Regions from separate parts of the Mus musculus genome. Here region 2 is linked to region 1. A link is a loop called in an ENCODE intact Hi-C map of the cell type or tissue named here. Cell type or tissue: left cerebral cortex. All regions are shown on one strand.

The links. Peaks named below come from ENCODE experiments on the same cell type or tissue, not always from the same donor. Only the 100,000 strongest peaks of a DNase experiment are listed, where the experiment ranks them.
Region 2: it touches region 1 in a loop (2.3-fold over the local background); 1 of 42 quality-filtered maps calls a loop at or near these places.

Annotation. Positions count from the first base shown.
Region 1 is chr13:98,000,029-98,008,028 of GRCm38, reverse strand. The region is part of intron 9 of Arhgef28 (Rho guanine nucleotide exchange factor (GEF) 28); the gene reads left to right. Among named protein-coding and RNA genes, the nearest start is that of Gm34388, 110 kb to the right of the region's middle. In left cerebral cortex, no CTCF peak of the experiment used is centred here; a DNase peak (open chromatin) is centred at 3,163.
Region 2 is chr13:97,944,737-97,952,736 of GRCm38, reverse strand. Arhgef28 (Rho guanine nucleotide exchange factor (GEF) 28) reads left to right here. Exons shown (of 36, transcript NM_012026.2): 26 at 1,092-1,168; 27 at 5,756-5,934; 28 at 6,997-7,088. Among named protein-coding and RNA genes, the nearest start is that of Gm34388, 55 kb to the right of the region's middle. In left cerebral cortex, no CTCF peak of the experiment used is centred here; DNase peaks (open chromatin) are centred at 3,678 and 4,628.

The sequences.
Region 1 (8,000 bases):
AAGCTTGGTTTGATGTAACAATGTAAGCGGACATTTTTAGCAACTGCTTGGTGTCGCCGGATAATAATTTGGTACCCTGGATTTCTCCTGACTGTTCTACACCCCTCTTTTCATCCTTGTCCATATTCACTGTGGCTTTGTGGTGGGAGTTGGGGGAGTTGCTGGTAGGAGGGGCCTGGTTCTTGAATCTTTGCAGTGATTTCTGGGTCTTTCTGGACTGATCTAGCCTCTTCAGAAACATAGCACTTGTGACCAAGGCCTGCTGCTGGGGTCCTCTCCTGGTGTCTAGCGTGGCTTGGTGATTCTCCTTTTGGACTTATACCAATTTGGCTTTACCTTGCCTCTCATATGACAGAACCTTGGGGTCTCTGCCCCTGGATGTTGTCCCACATGCCCTCTCCAGAAACATCTACCGTAATCTTCTTTTGTTCTGTGGTGGATGAGACGGTCGCCATATACGCTGAGCCCAGCCCCTGACTGCTTCTCTCTGAGGTGTTTAGGACCTTGGGGTACCATCCTCATGTGTAGGCAATGGAGAGCAGCCTGAGAAGATGAGCTCGGCATTATTGTTTGACCTTGGTGTATACACCCCATTCCCTCATGAGTCACGTGATCTGAATGAAACAAGAAAAGCCTACTGATTCTCAGAGTGGCCCCAACCTGTCTCACACTGCTTGCCTCAGCCAGAGAAACCACTTATTTGTGCCTTTAATCTCTATTATCCTACAGTGGGGAGCCCTGATCGTGGATAAATCCCATTTCCAGCTCTCTTTCATGCTAATCTGTCCAGAGTTTCCCCATAATGATGAAGTGAGTCAGGAATTCAGTAGTTTCTCATCTAGAAAAAAACATAGAATGATTTGAGCACTGCCCAGCAGTACTTAGCTTTCATCATACCACTCATTTTCCCACTCTTTCATTCATTAATTCACTCATCCTCCCATTCATTCATTCATTCATCCATTCTCCCACTCATTCATTCAAAATGTTCTTGCTGAAGACACTTGAGAAACAAGTGACTTTATATGTTTAATATCTAATTTATATATCATTCTCTAGTGTGCTAATGTAGTGCCTTGCCTGTGGTAGACCTCAGTAGCTTTTGATGGCATTTAGGGGGCAAAGCATATATTTCTCTGAGGCAAGTCCTAGGGAGTTGATACTCCTTGCGGCATTAGACACGAACAAGTTCATTGTTCATTTTTGTTGGACATGCCTGTGTACCAGTGTCTTTCCATATGAAGGGTTTGAATTATTCATCAAGTTCCCATGAGGAAGACACGTGGGGCATCTTCCTTATACCCACTTGTTTATGCTTTTTGAGTTACTTGCAGTGGTTTTGGAAGACAACCAACCAAGTTTGTATTTGAGGTCTTTCTGCTCTCTCTTGGAGCTTGGGTCGTGTGTTAGCCTCCCCCACAGCTCGCCAAGGTTCCCTTTATGCTCATTTGCTTCAGGCCTTAGAGGATGGACGGCATCAAGAGGCAAGGGGTTGTTGACTGAACCTAATCACACCAGAGTCCATACCAACACAGCATCTACTTGACTGCTCTGTGGAAGCGAGGGCAGAAACAAATTACACACTGAGAGTCCGTTCTCAGACACAAACAGGTGCTTTGGAAAAGGCCACTTTGGGCTGCTATAGCTAGGAAAGAGGATTAGGAAAAAAATTGAGGGACATTGTTGCTCTCAAAAGATGGCTTTTTTTCCCTCTGCACCCCCAGTCTCCCTCCCCCTTCCTCAGTGCCTTTTAGGTGTGATGAATTGGGGTAGGGGTGGGGTGAGGGATTTGGGCTGGTTTCTCAGTCAATAATTATGACTGTTAGGTTTTGCAAACAGCAGAAAAAGGACTTTGCTGAAGATCTAATGTAACAGAACCAAATTTAACTGGGTATGGAAAAGAGGATTTGATTGTCTGAGAAAGGCCTTTCACCTCTAGACTACACTGGCTCCTCTCTGTAGCCATCGCTCTTGGTAACAGGACTTGACAGTGAGGTATCCTCCCAGGGGGTGGGGCAAGTTCTGAGGACACTGGAATGATGGTCAGAGGTCTCCTGCTCTCTCTTCCTGGACTGCTCTTGGTACAGACAGAGATCTACAAGTGACCTAGCTTCCATCCAACCCACAGAAAATTCCTGGGATGGAGATCGTCTTGGAATCTGGATAATTTTCTGTGTAGCCACAGGTCTAGCTCAGAGGAGCTTGAGGTGAGGTTTTCCATGCCAAGACTAACGGCAGCAAAGTCACGAGGGAGCTTTGAAGAGGAGTGGCTGAGGAGAGTGGCCACAGTTCTCTGGGCTTGGTCACTCTCCTTTCGAGGGCAGCTGCATACTTCCTTGTGGCTCACACTGAAGGTGTGAGGGCCTGCTCTGTCTTCCAGAACTTGGCAAGGGTTCCTTAAATTGGCAAACAATTTAGCATGCAACGATAGGGTTTGTTCTTGGTCACTACTGGGTTTGCGGCACAGTAGTCCATCACCTTTATCTGGTAGTTCTGGGATAGAACCCAGGGCTTTGTGCACGTTAGGCAAATGCACTATGGCCAAGCTACATCCATAGCCTACCTCACACTGGTAGGTATGAATGCATGCTAGAGATTTGTTGGGACGAGCTGGGGTAGATGGGTACTGGGGAGATGGGAGAAAGTGAGAGGAGGCAGTATGTGTTATGTATGTATATAAAACTGTCAAGTAGAAATTTAGAAAACGGAAAATAAAAGAACTAACTAGAAAAATGGTTATGTTAATACCCATGTGGGTATGGAGATACCATATGACAGATGGTTAAAAACAGCCCTGTGTACTCTTAGGGAAAGCATTTCCAGATAATACATTTCTGCATACATTCCCCAGTAAGGGGAGCTTACTGATAAACTAGTGTTCGGCATGAGAACATTTACATTGCAAAAGAAAGGGACTTTCCCCCCTCTCTTGTTTTATATATAAAGATGTTGAAAATCTAGAAATTGTATGTCATAAAAATTTGAAAGTAAAAACCAATTATATGTCATGACATGTAGCTATCTGTTGGCATCTTGACTTTGCTTTCTAGCTCTTTCTCCTGGGTATTTTGAATGTTGTGCTATTAAAAAAACAAAATGAAATTATGCATCTGCTGTTTCATGGATGCTTTCTCAGCCAGGCCTACTCTGTCATATCTTGGCAGCCAGTTACTAGGAGAAATTACACACTTGGGGCCCAGGAAGAAGGCAAACATACCTAGAAATAAGTCACACTGTAGCATGTAGATGAGACTTCTTAAAGGGAAAATTCCAGACATTGCTCAAATGCCATTTTCTTTCATTTTTAATGCACATGACAAAGAATTTGCAATCAGAGTGTATTTGTTACAAGTTGATTATGGTTGCATTTATAATCTGTCTAGTGTAATCTATTGCTACAAAGCTGATGGAAATGTCAGATTTTCCTACTTTGTACATTGTAACACCATAAGCATAAAATTATGCTCACTTTGTCTCAGATGTGTGCTGTATTCCAGAGGATTTAATTTGTGGAGAAGAAATGAAATGGTATTATTTTTGACAGTTCATTCCTCTAAGAATAATAAAAAAAAATGATTATATGGTTATAGGTAATTCATCTAGACTGAGTTTTACACACACACACAACGAGAGAGAGAGAGAGAGAGAGAGAGAGAGAGAGAGAGAGAGAGAGAGAGAGATTGAGAGAGAGAGATTGAAAATCAAAAGGTAGTTCAGAATTATCAGCCATGCCAGATTGGAGCTGTGCCTGAATATCTAAAATAATTTCTGTGAAATATTCTAGCATGTGTCAGTGTCTAATGGGTGTGATATCTATATTTTTTGGAAAAAAGGAAAAAGAAAATTGCGCTACTGCTAAACCGTTTTTCTTTTTCGCAAAGTCAGGCGTGCGTTCAGAACCTCTCTGAAATGCCCACTGTGAAATGTTCACCAATGTTAGGAATATTAATTTAACTTTAATCTAACAAACCTCAACCTCTAAATTGAACAGTCTCTGATAGAGAATATTCCAGAGTCAAACGTGATATTCTTTGCTTCACAATAGAACACTCAGTGACCCCAGTAATAAAGTACTTAGAATAGGCCAGCAGGTGACTGACAGTGGTCATGTGCTCTTGGGGGCGGGGCTTGAACGACACCTTGGCTTCCTTGCCCGTGTTGTTTAGGCTCAGATGACTGAATGGAATCACGAGGGTCTGGTTTGCAGTAAGCACTGTGTATATAGCCAGAGCAATGGGGTTCACCGTCTGTCATGGGAACGAGAGTGCTGAAGGTGGTGCTTTTGCTGTGTCTCATATTTTATTTCTTCTCCCTCACTTCCATGCTTTTTCTTCCTTTCCCTGTTCCTTCATTTGCAACTTTGCCTGATGTTCCTGTATTTCTCTAGAAGAGAGTAAATACTTGATTATCTGTTCATTTTTTGAGGCAGAATCTCACTGGGTAGCCCAAACAGGCTTTACACTCAACAATCCTCCTGCCTCAGCCTCTTGAATGCTAGGACTACAGCCTTCTGCCACTATGACCATCTCTGGATGTTTTAAGTAAAGGGATTAAACAGTACAGAGGAAGCACACAGGGTCTGTGTTGTTCTGCGTGCTCTGTTTACTGATCAGACTCAACCAGAAAGCTACCTCGATCCAGAGGAGTGAAATTAATTTTTCCCCCTCTGGAGTGTGGTAGATGCCACAGGGCAAAATGCAAAAACTCAGGAGGGCAGGCGGGCTTGTTGGCCTGCAGAGACTTGGCGTTGATGGCAGTGGATTGGTCTTGAGGATGCTTGCAAAGGTCAGAGAGGCAGAGGCCTGGGCTGGACTGGCATGTTATTCAATTAGCAGGTTCATGGTGAATATTGGGGAAAAAGTTGGAATGGGTGGGAGAAAGAAGAAAGTGTCGGGGCAGAGCAAGACACAGCTGAGACACAGCCAAAGAAGCTTCCAGAAGCAGAAAACAAAAACATTTCAGCCCCGGAAACGAGTGTTCTCTTCATTGTTCCTTGTACAAGTGTATTTTCTTGAGGTGAAATTATTCCTTATTTCCACAATTATGGATTGTGTATTGATTATGGCCCGCCCTACTTCTCTGCCCTGGGGACAAAGTGAGTAAAACATACAAAGTCACTTTTCTTACAGGACTTACGTTCTTAACTGATGATAAATGATCACGTATAATAAGCAAATATAACTGGTGTAAGAGAGAGTGAGGTAGCGAGGGCGTGTGAATGACCTGGACAAACACTGCTGTGGGTTCCAGTGGAGGCTACAAGAGCTGTCTGTCCCCTGAGGGCCACTGTTGACAATAGTGGTCACTGTTTCATAGGCTGCTTCATGCTGAACTCTGAAGCCAGGCTTACCTGAGGTGCTATGGCTAATTATTCTTAATAAATCCTGCTATGCTGGTATTGTCCTATGGTAAGACAAAGCACACTGCAGGAACTAAAAAAGGAAGGAGGGAGGGAGGGAGGGAAGGAAGGAAGGAAGGAAGGAAGGAAGAAAGGGAGGGAGGGAGGGAGGAAAGAGACTAATTTGCCAGACTGTGGCAAGAACTTCTGGACTGCAAGCCCTGCCTAGCCCTTGTGGTAAGAACTAGGCAGGGAGTGGGTGAGGGCCTTCGAGGCAGCAGCTTTGCAGCAAGCTGGCCACAGGTTTGTTTATGTCTGGGTGTGTGTCTCTTACATAACCAGGCAAGTAGGCTACACTTTCCTTTAGCTACTGGGCCTGGCCTTCCCGAAGGCCAGCTGGGTTTCATCAGAAGTCAGCTTCCTGACATCCAGGCTGCTGTGTGTTGCCAACCACTTCCTGCTAGATTTGTGGCACCTTTCAGAGAAGCAAGACACTTCAGCCACCTCCACTGCCACATCCCTCTTGGTGCCAAAGGGCCCTCTTTCCAGAACAAACAAAACAAAACAAAACAATGTCCCTTGCAATCGCCTGTTGCTAGAGCATCTAGCATAGCAAGGGGCTGCTGATGGGAACCTGTGGGTTAGGCTTCCCGGTGGAGCTACCCAGTAGTGAGGATGATAACTGAAGGAAACCTGGGGATCCCCTGAGAAGCTGCTGATCCGGCAGGCACCCCAGGAAAAAGCTGGCCCACATCCACCCTGTCTTGTCATGTCCTCTCATCCTGAGCCACCCCTGCTGTTCTGGGAAAGCGCCGCCATATCTGACTGATCGGTCTTTTCCGCTCCGCAGCTATAATCCCTCAGATTTAGAAGGTTTTCTGCTCTTGAATCACATGAGAGAAATCCTATTGTGACCGCGATTAAAGTAGCATTTGTACATGGTTTTTATGTAGCATACGCAGTGTTTGGTGTGTTCCAGCTGCCGTGGGGTTTGTTGCTGTTTTGTTTTGCTTTTTGTGAGACAGGGCCTCGTGTAGCCCAGGCTGACCTTAACCTCACTGTGTAGCCAAGGGTGACCTTGAACCCCTGATCCTCTGCCTTACGAACTCCACCTCCTAAGTGCTGGGATTACAGGGTCACGTTTAAACGTGTAAAGCTATAGTTAGGATGGGATTGTTTGTTTTTGTGTGTGTGTATATGTGCATGCATATGTGTGTGCGTTTAAATCAGAGGACAACTTTGTGGAGTCAGTTCTCTTCTACTTGATACGGATCCCGGGAGGGATCCTCAGCAGGCTTGCCCTTTAGCCCACTGGAGAGACTGACACAGTGGGTCATCCTTGGGGTGACAAGCGATGACAAGGTCTGGGAGCAGCTGTCTTGGAGGTGGCTAGCTTCATGCTAGGTCGCACCAAGCCACTCACACCGAGCCGTGCATGCCTAGCTATACTCTGAGGTAACTTTGGTACTTTCTCTGCTGCCTGTGGCGAGCAGTCCGGCAGATGTCGTTTAAGGGAGGGAGATCTTGTGGGAGATTCATGGGAGGGAAGGTTGGTAGGAGAGGCTAGGTCTGTGTGGATGGGAACTTGTAGCTATGACTGTCACACGGGGACAACTTGTACTGCCTGTCAGTATGTGCCAGCTGGGCCCCATGGCCTCCTGGGAGAGTGCTCCAGGTGAGGACTAAGTGCTCAAATACAGAGCTCAGAGGGCACATTTCACAGTCAAGCTGTAATAACTAGGCATTTCTTTTACAACTTGCTCTGCATGTTGCTGTGCGTGTGCGTGTGCGTGTGTGTGTGCGTGTGTGTGTGTGTGTGTGTGTGTGTGCATGCGCATGTGTGCACATATGTCCATGTGTGTGTATATGTGTTCATGCTGTAGAAGCCAGAGTACAGCCTCGGTGTCCTTCTTCAAGTGCTGGCCACCTCAGAATTGAAACAATACAATAAATTCCCAGTAGAGTTAATTATGCCAGGTCTCTCCTTGCCATGGGCCTCACTGAGTGGCTTGGCTGGCTGTTTAGCAAGCTCTAGGGATGTGGTCACCTCCCCAGGACTGGGGTGACAGGCATGTGTTACCATGCACGGCTCTTTTTCCTTCCGGACATGGGTTCTGGGATTTGAACTCTGATCCTACTGCTGAATTAGTAAGTCATGTCCTGACCGAGCTCTCTGACCTGATGATCGGGCTCTACTGATCTGTCCATCGTTAGAAAGAAAAGGTTAGTTGCATGTGTTACATCTTCATAGCTTCTTGGGTCCCTTGGAGTCTCCACGCATTTGACAGAGGCATGCCTCTCAGGCTTCAATGCTTGCATGGGTAACTACACTTGGGATTTATTGTATTGCTTCAATCCTGAGGGGGAGAAAAGCCTCTCCATTCATTTCTACTCTTGTCAGGGAAGACTGGCTTTCTGTTTATACTGGGGATAAGGTATTTCTGTCAACATAACATCATGTAAAGGGAGGAGAAGTGTGCGAATCTTATGGGGATTCTAAAAATCAACCACGGAGATGTGTCACTATGGCTCATAACCTCCCTAGCCCCGTGACCCTTTAATACAGGTCCTTATGTTGTGGTGACCTCCAACCATAAAACTTGTTTTCATCGATACTTCACAGCAGTTATACTGCTGTTATGAATCTAAATGTAAGCATCTG
Region 2 (8,000 bases), 55 kb after region 1:
AGGTTTGCCTGTTCGGTGTCCACCACAGCCTCTAAAGGGCCTTGCCTGCCTCCTGCTTCCTTCATCTCATTCACACCCTTCGGCAAGGAGGAGAGGAAAGATTTACTCCACTATAGTTGCTTGACTTGACGGTCTTTGTGCACCAGAGGGCGAACAGAGGTATATGCTGATGAGCAGTGTGCAGTGTCGGGTTGAAAATCTATTCAGTGCAAGCCACACAATGCCTTTGCTTTTTGCCCACCGAATAGGAGCACTTGTTCGGATTAGGGTATGCAGTGGTTGTAGGAGTAGGCGTAGTTCTTGAGAAGTTTCCAAGGGAAGTAAAGAAACCCAGCGTCACTCAGACTTGGAGCAGGTTTGGCTCTATCTCTTGATGCAGAGAAAGCTGCTACCTTCCAGGTTTGTTTTTCGAGACAGGGTTTCTCTGTGTAGTCCCGGCTGTCCTGGAACTCACTCTGTAGACCAGGCTGGCCTTGAACTTGCAGAGATCGACCTGCCTCTGCCTCCCGAGTGCTGGGACTAAAGGTGTGTGCCACCAACATGCCCAGCGCTCCCTCGCACTTTTAACTAGCTACATTTCCTCCTAAAGGCAAGGCCGTGTTCCATTCTCTTAGGACCTGCTTTCATAGAGGGGAGGCTGGGCGCTTGCTGACACCAGGTCTTGTTATGTAACTCGGGCTGGCCTCAAACTCATGACCCTCTGGCCTCAGCCTCCCAAGTCCCGGGATTGCACACATATATCACCTTTCCATCTCGGGGCCTTTTTATGTATGATTTTTTTCTTTCGTTTTGAAAACTGGGCTCCTAAACATTTTCTAGAGATTCACCTCTTATTACAATCCTATAGTTTACCTATAGTGTCACATTAAAAAAAATACACACTTAAACAGATTCCTATACATTTTACCTATGATAGATCTTAGCTATCCTAATAAAAGGTTGTTGTTTTTTTTTTTTTAAGTAAAAGTTTCACAGAAAGTCTTTCATTTTGTTAGACAGATTTAAATGTCAATTGTGAAATTAAAGTAGCTGGTAAAGCCATCGAGGCTGCGGTTCCCTTCGTTAATGCTGCTGCGTTTCTGTCTTTGCAGACATCCTGGCTCTGCTACTAACTGACGTGCTGCTCTTCTTACAAGAAAAAGACCAGAAATACATCTTTGCAGCTGTTGTAAGTATATGACCATGCAATGCACATTTTAAACTAGTTAGTTCTGTATTTCCTTCAACAAAGCCCAATATTCCTCATTTAAAAAAAAATGTTGCTTGGCAAGAATATGCCCATACAATATCCCCACTGCTACAGTGGATTTCATAACTGGTTCAGCAGGCAGTTTAATCAATTGGAAATATTGCAATAGCCCAGCATTGATAGTGAACAGACACTGCTCTCGGGGCCCCGGGTGCCTCCCTGCTGTCTGTCTACCTGGGCTCAGCTCTGGCAACGGAGCTATCAGTGTTGGGCATAGGTCATTTCCAGCATCTTGCTCTCTTTTTCTGCCAGATGGTCCTCTTGCTACGCCATTCACTAGCCTCATCTATGAGCTGCCGCTTCTTCCAAACAAGAGAACACCACGGTTCCTAAAGGAGAGTACACTTTCCACTTTTCTTAGTGTTAGGGAATGAACCAAGGACATTTTGCATACTACAAAATGTTCTCCCACTGAACTACAGCCTCCGGCTTAAAGAAAACGCTCAGTCCTGCCATTGCTGCTTCTAATGACTATGGCCATTCTGTGTCCCCTCCCTTTGTGGTATGTAGTTCATTCTCACTGCTCACACACAACTGGATTGTAGCCTACCACTGAAAACTAGTAATTTATAGCATACCACATACAGCCTCTGGTACAGCCTTTCTCCGAAGGGTACAGAGGAGGAGAAATGTCACAGGAACTCCTTGTTTGTGCCGTGGGCCATCATGCACTGCTAGAAAGAAACTGAAGCACAGTACTCATGTAAGGGTTTAGTATGCATCCAGTGATAGGCTGTTTGTGTCTCTTAGCACACTATTACTCCAAAAATCGAATTTTTGGGAAAATTCAAAGTTTTAATAAAGTGTTCTTTGCTGTCCAAAGAAAGTAAAAAGGCATGCCTGATCAGTGATGGGCTGTGAGAGGGAGGGGCTGGAACCTGCCTGCCTGTGTTCTGCAGATTGGCCCAAGCGGCTTCTTCCCCCCTCTCATCAGCACCCTGATGCTGACTACAGCAGAGGATAGCATGGAGCCTTACACTCCATACCCCCTGGCCTATTTGCACTTTATCTATTACAGATTTCATTAACACTTCCCACTTTGTCTGCTAGCCTCCCCATGTTAGTACCTGGAAAACTCTGAAAGAACACAGAGGAAACCCCAGGAAGATAGAATCACTGAAATTAACCTATAGGATGTTGGGGGCCAAGCTGATGAGAAATGTTCACATTATATCACTATAGAAAAGATTTCTTTAGATCCAAATCCTGAAAAGAGGTGAATATACCTTCACATAGGTGATACTGAAGAGCAAAGGAGAAGGCATTCTCTTACCTTCTGAGAATCAAGTATATTCTACTTCTATTGCATATGCTTTCTTATCACATTTATCTGACAGCAGCCCTGTCTCATAAATCTCTTATAGTGATTGTCTAAGGGAATTGAATCATTAGCTCGGAGTCTACCATGTCTGAATTTCCTAGTTCCCACTACAAAGTTTAGAAATCTGTCCTTATACTAGGACCCACAGGTTAGATTCTTCATTCCCTTTGACCAGAAGAAAAAAAAAATCTTAATAGGTCCTTATCTTGTGTACATAGAAGACATGATGAATTTGGAAACTATCAGAAGGATCTGAAAGCAATAACAGTAGAAAGTACTGTCCTTACAGGAGAGTTCTGTTGTTGTTGGTGTTGGTGGTGGTGGTGGTGGTGGTGGTGGTGGTGGTGGTGGTGTGTGTGTGTGTGCGTGCGTGCATGCAGGTACCCTCAGAGACCAGAAAAAGGTGTCCAATCACCTGGAGCCAGAGTTATGGGTGTTTGTGAGCCACCTAACATGTGTGCTGGGAACCAAACTCTGAGTCCTCTGAAATATTTAATGTTCTTTACCTCTGAGCCATCTCTCCAGCACCAACATAATTAAAAACAAGTCATTTAGCTGGAAATGGGATCTAGAATAAAGCTGGAATACCTGCTTTCTGCATCTAGGATGACTCTCTTGACAATTTCAACACTGAAGCGGTAGAAAAGAGAAGATGAGCATGTTTGTCTGTGAGTTAAATTGATAGTAGGAAGCAAGCTTGGGGACTTTCTGCCTCAGTGGAATCACAAGTACCAGTGGAGATGAGGTAGCAGTTGGGCTGGAGGTAGCCTCTCCTTACCCAGTCCCCTTCATCAGAAGGAGAGGGCTTCCATTCCAGGTGTCTGTAGAGATTGGGCAGGGATGTAAATGAAGTTGACAGTGAGTGTTCCTAGGACAGTGGCAAGCAGGGGGAACTGTCCTCAACTAGTGGGTGCGTGCCTAGTGTCCAAGTGACCATGCTTACTGAGCTACAGCTGACGTTTATAAATGACGTGAGGATATGGTCCAGGGTCCAGTTTTTTGTCTCTACTAAGCACCTCCAACTCTAGAGTAGTTCTAAAAGGTGGAAATTCCTACCCACAAATGTTGGTAACCATGACAACAGCAAAGGCTTTAAAATGCTATGATTCAAACAAAATCCGCCCTGCAGACTGCAGTAGGCCCGTGCATCATCAGAGTGTGCATCATCTGTTCAGAGCTGATATGTTGCTTTCATTCCTGGAGATGTTGAATCTTTTATCACTAGTGTTTATATAGTTAATATAGACGATGATAAGCATGCCTTTAATGCCTTCTGGTTGGCATGGATTTAATTAATTTTCCTTTCTACCCTTTATTCATCCTTCATTTTTGAAACATCTTGCCACCACCACCCTTTCTCTGGAGCACTAACCTACTACTACTACTAATTTCATATTATTTCATATCAAGCAACTCAAACCCCATGTTACATTTTTTTTTTTCGAGACAGGGTTTCTCTGTATAGCCCTGGCTGTCCTGGAACTCACTCTGTAGACCAGGCTGGTCTCAAACTCAGAAATCTGCCTGCCTCTGCCTCCCAAGTGCTGGGATTAAAGGTGTGCGCCACCACTGCCCGGCCCCATGTTACATCTTAATATACTGCATTTTTATATATAGAAAAAGGAAGCTGAAACATAGACCTCCAATACTAAAAGGGATCTTACTAATACTTAGAGGACCTCTCTATTACAGAGGGCAGGATTCAAGATCTTCCTTAAAACCGATTTACCTTCCATTTCCAGAGGCCAAACATGAGACTGGGTAGACCAGTAGTCTGTTCCATCATGCTCTTCTCCCCTCCCCCCACTGCTCTGAAAAACCTGAAGAGCACTCCAGAGATGCCTTGGCCAATAACACCAGATGCTGCATAGCTATGCAATGCTGGGAAGGCAGACAAGCCAGCACTGAGAAGTCACTGGTGGAGAATATGGAATGGCAAACTGTGGATAAAGGCTTCACTCAGTCCACAAGGGAGAAACAAAACCACATGCTACAGCCAGCTCTGTAGACAGCGATGGGAACCGCAGACCAAAGCAGATTCCATACTCCCACGTAGCTTCCCATCCTGCAGACATTCTTTTGGCCCTTCTTTTAACCACAGCTCTTGAGCCAGGTGTGGGACTATTAATGTTGCCAACTGTGAGGCTCCAGGGCATAGCGTGGAGGCGCTGCAAGACCACGGTAAATACTGGTAGAAGTTACTTCCTTATTATACCTTGGACACCAACTCCTAGACTTTCTGACAATTTGCCTCAGATGGAATTATGTTCAATCCATTTTGCAGACATTAATTGCCTATTCTGTGCAAGGCAGTGTGTCTGGCATATGAAGATGAGTTAGGGCCTGACCTGCTCACCACGTGTTCATCTGGTTGGTGAGGAAGAGCCACCTACAGGTAGAGAGGTAGTAGACATGGGGCTGAGATCTCTAAGGCCTGAGCAGAGGAGGCCGGTGATGCCTAAGGGCTCTCTGATCTTGTCTGCCCACTTCCACATTTTTATTTGCTAACCTTATTTCCTAGAGGTCTGTTTCTATCACAGTCTTCTAATTATTGCCAAATCCAATGGCTTCCAGGTCCCCATCCTTTACAATCTTATTGTAACTTCAGATATGCCATTTTTAAAATCCCATCTTCAATCACAGTAGTTTCATTTTTTCTCTTCTCCCTCTGATCTTTTTAAAATTGTCCTTTGAATTTACAAACTTAAAAAAAATACTTATTTAAAAAAAAATCTGGACATCTCTGTGTGGGTATAAGTATAGTGCAGTGGCCAAAAGAAGAGACCATATCTCCTGGAGCTGTAGTTACCGGTGGCTTTGAGTGACCCAGTATGGGTACTGGGGACCAAACTCAGGTCCTCTGCAAAAGTAGCGTTTGCTGTTAACCGCTGAGCCACCTTCTCGGCCTCTAACCTGCCAACCTCCAGGATCGTTACTCCCCTCAGTTCTCATTCTCCATCTGTGTTGGCTTGAGTAAGAAATGCCCTCTACCGGCTCTTAGGTTGAGTGCTGTCTTCAGCTGCTGGTGCCAAACACTGTCATAGCCAGCGGAGAGCTAATGTGATACTTTTTCTGCTCTCTGTTGGTTCCCAAATGCTGTTGCTCTCCGTGGCTCCTGGATTCCAGGTAACTCTCCAGTTTAAAGACTGTGCAGTTTCACCTGTGCATCCTCTTCCCTCTCGCAGGACCAGAAGCCATCAGTGATTTCCCTCCAGAAGCTGATTGCTAGAGAAGTTGCCAACGAGGAGAGAGGCATGTTTCTGATCAGTGCTTCGTCAGCCGGCCCCGAGATGTACGAAATCCACACCAATTCCAAGGAGGAGCGGAATAACTGGATGAGGCGGATCCAGCAGGCAGTAGAAAGGTAACTGAGCTTCTCTTCACCTATGGAATGCCCTTGTTCAGTTGTGGGACATTGTTCTAACTGTATCTCTCCTGCATGAAAACTTTGCCTCAGCCAGAATTGCCTGCTCCCTGACCTTTGCCCCTGCCTGCCGTAGCATGTCACCTGCAGCTCTGCCCTCTGCACGCCCTCCCTGCATGCCGTGCCTCCCCACTCTGCCTGTGTGCTTTGGTGTGGCTCCTGCTCACCTGCTTCATGAAGAGCTCTTCGGCCCAGGTGTTCTCTGCTGTACCTAAGATGTTGTCACGCCCACTTTCTAAGGCACTTGTTTGGTGCCTGCCATCTCTCTTCTGTAGTTGTTACATTTTACACGTCGGTGTGTGTGGGATTCCATAGACTGGAAGCTCCTTCTGAGCAGGGACCATGTCTTCTGTTTCTCCGTGTGCCTGAGGAACCATTCAAATAAATGCCTGGCAAACTTCATTCTTCTCACTCAGTGCATTGCTCATTACTCGTGCGAGGATAGTTTTGATAACGGAGGCACAAGGGTAGGAGTTATGATTATTACTGGTAATTTAATTAGTTTATTACTGGTAATTTAATCCAATTTAATTAGATGAGCTTGGAATTCTGTAAGGTACTCCCATCTCTACCACATCTACCCAGTATGGCCATCTACTATGTGTCCCACAATCCTTCTATTCTAGAGCCATCAAGAGGAGTTTCACAATGGTCCAAAACCAAAAATGTTGTTATCTTAGTTGCACTCAATGCCATAATGCCAGTGTTGCTGTTGCTGGTGGTGGTGGTGGTGGTGGTGGTGGTAGTGATGGTTGCGGGGGTTGAGATATTTGAACCATCCTCTAGAGACTTTGAATCTATGTTGTAGCATGTGAGTACTCTAGAAAACTAATCTCTTGGCAGGGAGGAGCAATGCGTTCTCTTTGTTCGGGTTTTGTTGTTGTTGTTGTTGTTTTGTTTTGCTTTGTGGCTAGTTCTCTTGCTAAGTTTCCAGGTGTTTCTAATAAGCTTAGACGTCCTTGAAACTGGTTTCAGTGATGCCTTGACTGTTGTCTTTTCAAGTTGTCCAGAGGAAGAAGGAGGAAGGACGAGCGAGTCGGATGAAGAGAGGCGGAAAGCTGAAGCTAGAGTGGCCAAGATTCAGCAATGTCAAGGTGTGTGTGTGTGCAGCTCTGGCTGTGGCCTTGAGTGTCAGGACAATCATGATGCCATTAGTGAAGGTGATGACACTGTTTAACTGTGTATACCTAAGGTCCACACCTTCTCCAAAACCACATTCAACAGCCCTGGTACAAGTGACTCAGATACTCATGCAAATTCATGTAGACACACATGAGGCAATTACTGTGGGCTGTATGGTGCTGGTGAAGAATGGAGTTTCGGCCATGCCAAGCTTCTATGACTAGACCAGGAGTTCAACAGGCAGGGCCGGAGGCACTGTGAAGCCAATGAGTGTGATTTATCTTACTAATTCTCAACTCCAGGCCTTATGTTAGAGTCACTCGGGAAGGTTAGTAAATATTTCTTGTCTGCTCCCCAACTCCTTTAACTAAACGAAGCAGGGACTCTCTGGATTTGATGCTACTGAGGGTCTTTAGGCTTTAAGACTCCTGGAACACAGGAAAATTAACGCATGCAGAGACGGTCATAGAAACTAGACGTTTAGAAGCAGATCCATAAACCAGCTTTGACTTTGACCAAGACAGAGAAGGCTGAGACTTCTCAGCCCTGTGCCCTTCACCCCTGGGAGCCTTCACCTGCTCCAGAGAGGGCTGCCTCAATTCTCTTTCCTGAGCTGGGTATTCAGTCTTAATAGAAAGACATCACCATAAACAACAACAACAAAATAAATTTGCAAGGTTTTCCATATTTTGGGGAAGGTACATAACATTTATTTATCAAGGGCAGTGCAGGATGGGAGAGATGTTAAGTCACTTGCAGTCACAGGTCGCAATCACAAGGGAATTTGAATCTCTACCACCCAACAAAAGTGCTGGGCCAGACTGCTTACTAAATCGTGGCGCCTTGTCCTCCTAACGTGATTTGCACAGTAAGTCCGTGGCCAG